2 separate regions of the Homo sapiens genome follow, and region 2 is linked to region 1. A link is an interaction called in ENCODE POLR2A ChIA-PET data of the cell type or tissue named here. Cell type or tissue: CD4-positive, alpha-beta T cell. All regions are shown on one strand. Each heading gives the region's core, and the rest is flanking DNA. Links, peaks and the distances in the headings are about the cores only.

Region 1 (2,921 bases), core at 156-2,655:
TTTTGCCATGTTGCCTAGGATGGTCTTGAACTCCTGAGCTCAAGAGATCCACCCACGTTGGCCTCCCAAAGTGCTAGGATTACAGTCATGGGCCACTGTGCCCGGCTTTTTTTTTTTTTTTTAATTATATTTTCTGTCACATATTACAGATACTGACTTTTGTGTGTTTATTTTGTAGCCAAGCAGGCAGTTTTCTTGCCCTACTACATTGGCTAGAATTACTAAAATAAGATCAAATAACATGGTGAGGGCAGGCATCCTGTCTTGTTACGGATTTAATGTGTTAAATCAAGTTTAGCCTAAAACTGTCTCCTTACATATTTTAAGTTTGACCTACAGGTTTTTCTGTCCATAATGAACTATAACCAAAATGGAGATGTAAACAGACTATAACCTGCTCTTGTGCCAATCACCGAGTTTTGGCCAATCAAAGGTGGCCAACTGTACAAACCTCAACTTGTGTTCAAATAAGGCAAATTCAGAGCTGTAACCAATCCGGCTGTTTCTGTACCTCACTTCCGTTTTCGGTACATCACTTTCCTCTTTCCATTCATAAATCTTTTTCCACGACATGGCTGTGCTGGAGTCTCTGAACCTACTCTGGCTCGGGAGGCTGCCCAATTTGCAAATCATTCTTTGCTCAATTAAACCATTAAATGGCATGGTGGCTCACGCCTGTAATCCCAGCACTTTCAGAGGCCCAGGCAGGCAGATTGCTTGAGCCCAGGAGTTCAAGACCAGACTGGGCAACATGGCAAAACCCCATGTCTACAAAAAATACAAAAATCACCCAGGCGTGGTGGTGCACACCTGTAGTCCCAGCTACGCAGGAGGCTGAGGCAGGAAAATCACTTGAACCCAGAAGGCGGAGGTTGCAGTGAGCTGTGCTTGCACCACTGCACTCCAGCCTGGGTGACAAAGCAAGACTCTGTCTCCAAAAAAAACTTAAATTTAATTTGGCTAAGGTTTTTCTTTTAACAAATGGGAAGTGTCTCTAGTGTTTCACATAATGTGTACTGGTTTGAAAGTACCACTCTTTATCAGCTCTTTAACAGGTTAAGGAAACACCTTTATATTCCAAGTTTACCAAAGGTTGTTGTACTCTGTTTTTTTTTTGTTTTTTGTTTTTTTTTTAGAGATGGGGTCTTGCTATCATCCCCAGGCTGGAAGGCAGTGGCACAATCACATCTCACTGCAGCATCAAGCTCCTGGGCTCAAGTGACTCTCCTGACTTAGCCTCCCAAGTAGCTGAGACTACAGGCATGTGCCCACATCCTGCTTAAAGTTGTACTATTTTTTTTTTTTTGAGACAGGGTTTCGTTCTGTTACCCACACTGGAATGCAGTGGCACAACCATAGCTCACTGCAGCCTTTACTTCCTGGGCTCAAGCAATCCCCCTGCCTCAGCCCCACTGTAGCTGGGACTACAGCTGCATGCCATCACACCCAGCTAATTTTTGTCTATTTTTTTTTTTTTTGTAGAGACAGGATTTCACCATGTTGCCCAGGCTGGTCTCAAACTCCTGGCTCAAGCGATCTGCCCGCCTTGGCCTCCCAAAGTGCTGGGATTACAGGCATGAGGCACTACCCCTGGCCAGTTGTACTCTTTTTAACAGACATATTTAAGATTTCACTCCATACTTTCAACAAGCATCTATTGTATTTTTTGCAGAATAAAGCAACATTGGTAGCTTCTTCCTTTCATGATGAAGGAGATGATGATGATGATGATGATGATGATGATGATGATGATAATGATAAACTAAAAGCTACTCTAAGTATATGGCTTCCCGGTAAACAAATTTCACAAACAAGGCACTCATACTGTGGTAACAACAAAAATGTTTTAAGTCAAACAAAAGCCCACTACTATAATAAATCTTTTTTTTCACACTCCTAATTAGGTAACTCTCTTAACCAAATAAATAGCAAACAAAACAAAATAAAAACAATACATCTAATACTGCCATTGGGCTGCCAACCAGCAGATCACAGGATGACATTTTCTGGATATGCACAAAACTGAAAACATTTCAGATATTTTCTATAATTCTTTGAGTATAAAAATTTTCTGGACTATGTACTGTTTCATCTTATCAAATCCCTCAGACCAAATTTATTTAGATACATATGTTGCATTTACCACCTAATTTCTCTTAAACTTTGCTGTCTACAGAAGTTATTAGCAGGCACATCTGTGTACAATATACTGTAAAGTTCTACATTGACTATTTCTTCCGCTCCAAAGCAGGGCCTGGGATGATTACCATTCCAAGAGTATTTCTACTATATCTATTGTAGACAACACAGAACTTTATCAAAATAATGCTTACTCATTAGCCCTGTAAAGGCCTCCCACTGAAGTTATCTTTATTCCTGAATACAGTATAAGATCTTTAAGACCTATGGACAAAATAAGAGATCTACTATATAGCTCACAAAATTGTAAAATTTATATGTATATTTTTTATACCTTTATACATTTACATGTCTTTTGGAAGATACTGTGAACACTGATAATTTTAAAGAGGCCTCATTTAGTTTCATTAATGAAAATGATATGCATAAGTACTGCACACTTTCCTCTTTACATGCTAAAACTTGAATAATGACAAAAATATGCTGTACACTAAGCCAGACATAATTTAAAGCCTCCTTTTGTTTTCATGACTCAGGACCATCATTAAACACACCCATAATTGTCCAGTATCATTCCAAGTAGCTTGGGGTCTAAATCTGGACTCTGCTATGGGCTCACTCTTCCTGCTTAATTCTGACTTCCTCCCCTTTCCTCTTTCAGTTTTCATTCCGCTTAACACAGTCATTAATAGAAAGTAAACTCACTGAGAGCCAAAGGATTTCTCCAAAAGAATCAAGTTCGTACTTTCAATGCTAGGCTTTCAAAGCTATATGATGAGATA
Region 2 (2,921 bases), core at 210-2,709, 75 kb after region 1:
AATAGCAAACAAAGTGGGCCAATGTTATAATATGTTACCAGTCATAAGAGTGCCCTGTCTATGTGCATACACATCGTCTATCTCTAGAAGGGTATACATGGAAGTAACAGAAGACCAGGGGAGGAAAACTAGAGCATAAGAAATCCATGAAAAATTGAGACTTTCACTTTATACTCTTCTGAACTGTTATTTATTTATTTATTTATTTGAGACAGGGTCTCGCTCTGTCACCCAGGCTGGATCTGCAATGGTGTGATCATGGCTCACAGCAGCCTCCAATTCCTGGACCCAGGCAATCCTCCCACCTCAGCCTCTTGAGTAGCTGGGACTACAGGCAAGCACCACCACATCCAGCTACTTTTTTTTGTTGTTTTTTTGAGACGGAGTCTCGCTCTTTCGCCCAGGCTGGAGTGCAGTGGCACCATCTCGGCTCACTGCAAGCTCCACCTCCTGGGTTCACGCCATTCTCCTGCCTCAGCCTCCCAAGTAGCTGGGACTACAGGCGCCTGCCACCATGCCTGGCTAATTGTTTTTGTATTTTTAGTAGAGATGGGGTTTCACCGTGTTAGCCAGGATGGTCTCGATCTCCTGACCTCGTGATCTGCCCACCTCGGCTTCCCAAAGTGCTGGGATTACAGGCATGAGCCACTGCACCCAGCCACTTGTTTTTGTTTTTGTTTTCTTTTTTTTCATTTTTTTGTAGGGACGAGGTCTTGCTCTGTTGCCCAGGCTGGTCTCAAACTCCTAGGCAAGGAGGGAAAAATAAGGGAAAAGCTTGGCCCGCTTGTTTTGCATTTTACCTTGGAAAAGGCCCTCATGGCTTGGCTTGACACATGTCTGGAAAAAGAATTCCTAAAACAAAGGAAATTTTTTTAAAAGAGGAAAATAAGAATTTACCTTTCTGCTGCTTTTGTTGTTGTCATTTGTTTGTTTTGGGGGTTTTTTTTGAGATGGAGACTCACTCTGTCACCCAGGCTGGAGTACAGTGGCACAACCTCAACCCACTGCAACCTCTGTCTCTTGGGTTCGAACTATCCTCCTGTCTCAGCATCCTAAGTATCTGGGACTACAGGTGCATGCCACCATGCCCGATTAATTTTTTTGTATTTTCAGTAGAGACGAGGTTTCACCACGTTGGCCAGGCTGGTCTTGAGCTCCTGAACGCAAAAGATCGGCCTGCCTCAGCCTCCTAAAGTGCTGGGACTACAGGCGTGAGACACGGTGCCTGGCCCTTTTCTGCTTCTTTGTGATGTAGTCAAAACATAACGTGCTATTGACTCTGAAATTCTTTGTTTTTCTGGGGGAGGCCAAGGCAGGAGGGGCTCTGCAGGTACTGGATTACAGGTGTGAGCCACAGCACATGGCCTGAATTTCGTTTTTAATCTATAAATGTATCACTTAAACATGCACCCCCAAAACCAAATAGCTCCTATGACTTCCAATTTCAAGTAAAATCCCTTCTTCAGCACTTACTCCTTTACTTGGCGCTCTGCCTTCCCCATCCGGGAAACACCCTTGTCTGTTGCACCTGCCCCGTAATCCCCCTCCAGGATGTTTTGTGGTGAGCGCCTTCAACAAAAGAATAGCTACAGAATTAAATGTGTTTGGAACCACATGCACATCGTGCTTTGACTACCTCACAAAGGAGCAGAAAGGCAAATTCTGTTTCCAGTAATGTGCAAAGTCAAGCCACAAGGACCTTCTCTGAGGTAAAATGCAAAATGAAAGGGCCAAGCTTTTCCCTTATTGTGATTGTGTAACCAGCCTAACAGACATTTAATTTGAGAAAAAATTTGAATAATAATATGGAGTTACCCTGGAGTTTTGGGATGGTCTAAGAGTAAGCTTTGAAAAATGTGGCCAAAATGATTATAATCAGGGTGGGGGGAGCAATTTCTGTATTTATTTGGCTGACATGAAAAAAAAATCCAGCTGAAAATCTGCAGGCTGACAAATGGACAGAACCCATTACAGAGCAAGAAAAACTGAGTCAGAGAGGACAGGCTAGAGCTCTGGGAGGCCACACACCTTGTGCCAGAAATCGAAGCTGCCAAGCTTATCACTTACAAACCTTGTCATATCATGTTAGTGGGACGGTTTCAAATGGATAGCCCCTGATCTGTTTTGAAACTAGCCAATATAGCTGGGTGCGATGACTCACACCTGTAACCCCAGCACTTTGGGAGGCCAAGGCAGATGGATCACTTGAGGTCAGGAGAACGAGACCAGCCTGGACAACATGGTGAAACCCTGTCTCTACTAAAAATACAAAAGTTAGCCAGGTGTGGTGGTGGGCACCTATAATCTCAGCTACTCAGGAGGCTGAGGCTGGAGAATTGCTTGAACCTGGGAGGAGGAGGTTGCAGTGAGCCAAGATCGTGCTACTGCACTCCAGCCTGGGCGACAGAGCAAGACTCCATCTCCAAAAAAAAAAAGAAAAAAGAAAGAAACTAGCCAATATAACCAACTTAAAATATAATGGAAGTCATTTCTCTTAGGGCTATAGAGAATATGTGAGACACAGTGAGTGGACTGTTTCTTGTGATCACATCTTATTTACCTTCAGTAATTAGCAAGGGACTGTGACCACAGCAATACAAGATTATTGACCTGTTCAAAGTTCTAAAACAGGACCTGAAAAACACAACCATAATTAATGTTGAATGATTAATCAACATCTATGTGTTGATGGCTGAAAAACCTTGAGTTATAAGATATTATCTCTGTCTAGCTTTTTAAATCATAATTAGTTTTTTTTGTGTGTGTGTATGTGTCTGTAAGACATTACAATTTTGCCTAGCACAGTGGTGAGTCCCTATAGTTCCAGCCACTCAGGAGGCTGAGGCGAGAGGATTGCTTGAGTCCAGGAAGTTCAAGACCACCCTGGGCAACATAGTGAAACTCCATCTCAAAAAAACAAA

Evidence for each region. Peaks named below come from ENCODE experiments on the same cell type or tissue, not always from the same donor. Only the 100,000 strongest peaks of a DNase experiment are listed, where the experiment ranks them.
Region 2: POLR2A ChIA-PET joins it to region 1 with 5 read pairs; 7 of 35 experiments call an interaction of 5 or more read pairs at or near these places.

What each region holds. Positions count from the first base shown.
Region 1 is chr16:50,195,321-50,198,241 of GRCh38, reverse strand. The region is part of intron 1 of TENT4B (terminal nucleotidyltransferase 4B); the gene reads right to left. Among named protein-coding and RNA genes, the nearest start is that of TENT4B, 43 kb to the right of the region's middle. In CD4-positive, alpha-beta T cell, for the core only: no CTCF peak of the experiment used is centred there; a DNase peak (open chromatin) is centred at 1,291.
Region 2 is chr16:50,120,607-50,123,527 of GRCh38, reverse strand. No RefSeq gene overlaps it. Among named protein-coding and RNA genes, the nearest start is that of TENT4B, 31 kb to the left of the region's middle. RefSeq lists an enhancer at 1-398 and silencers at 1,623-1,682, 1,973-2,062. In CD4-positive, alpha-beta T cell, for the core only: no CTCF peak of the experiment used is centred there; a DNase peak (open chromatin) is centred at 1,537.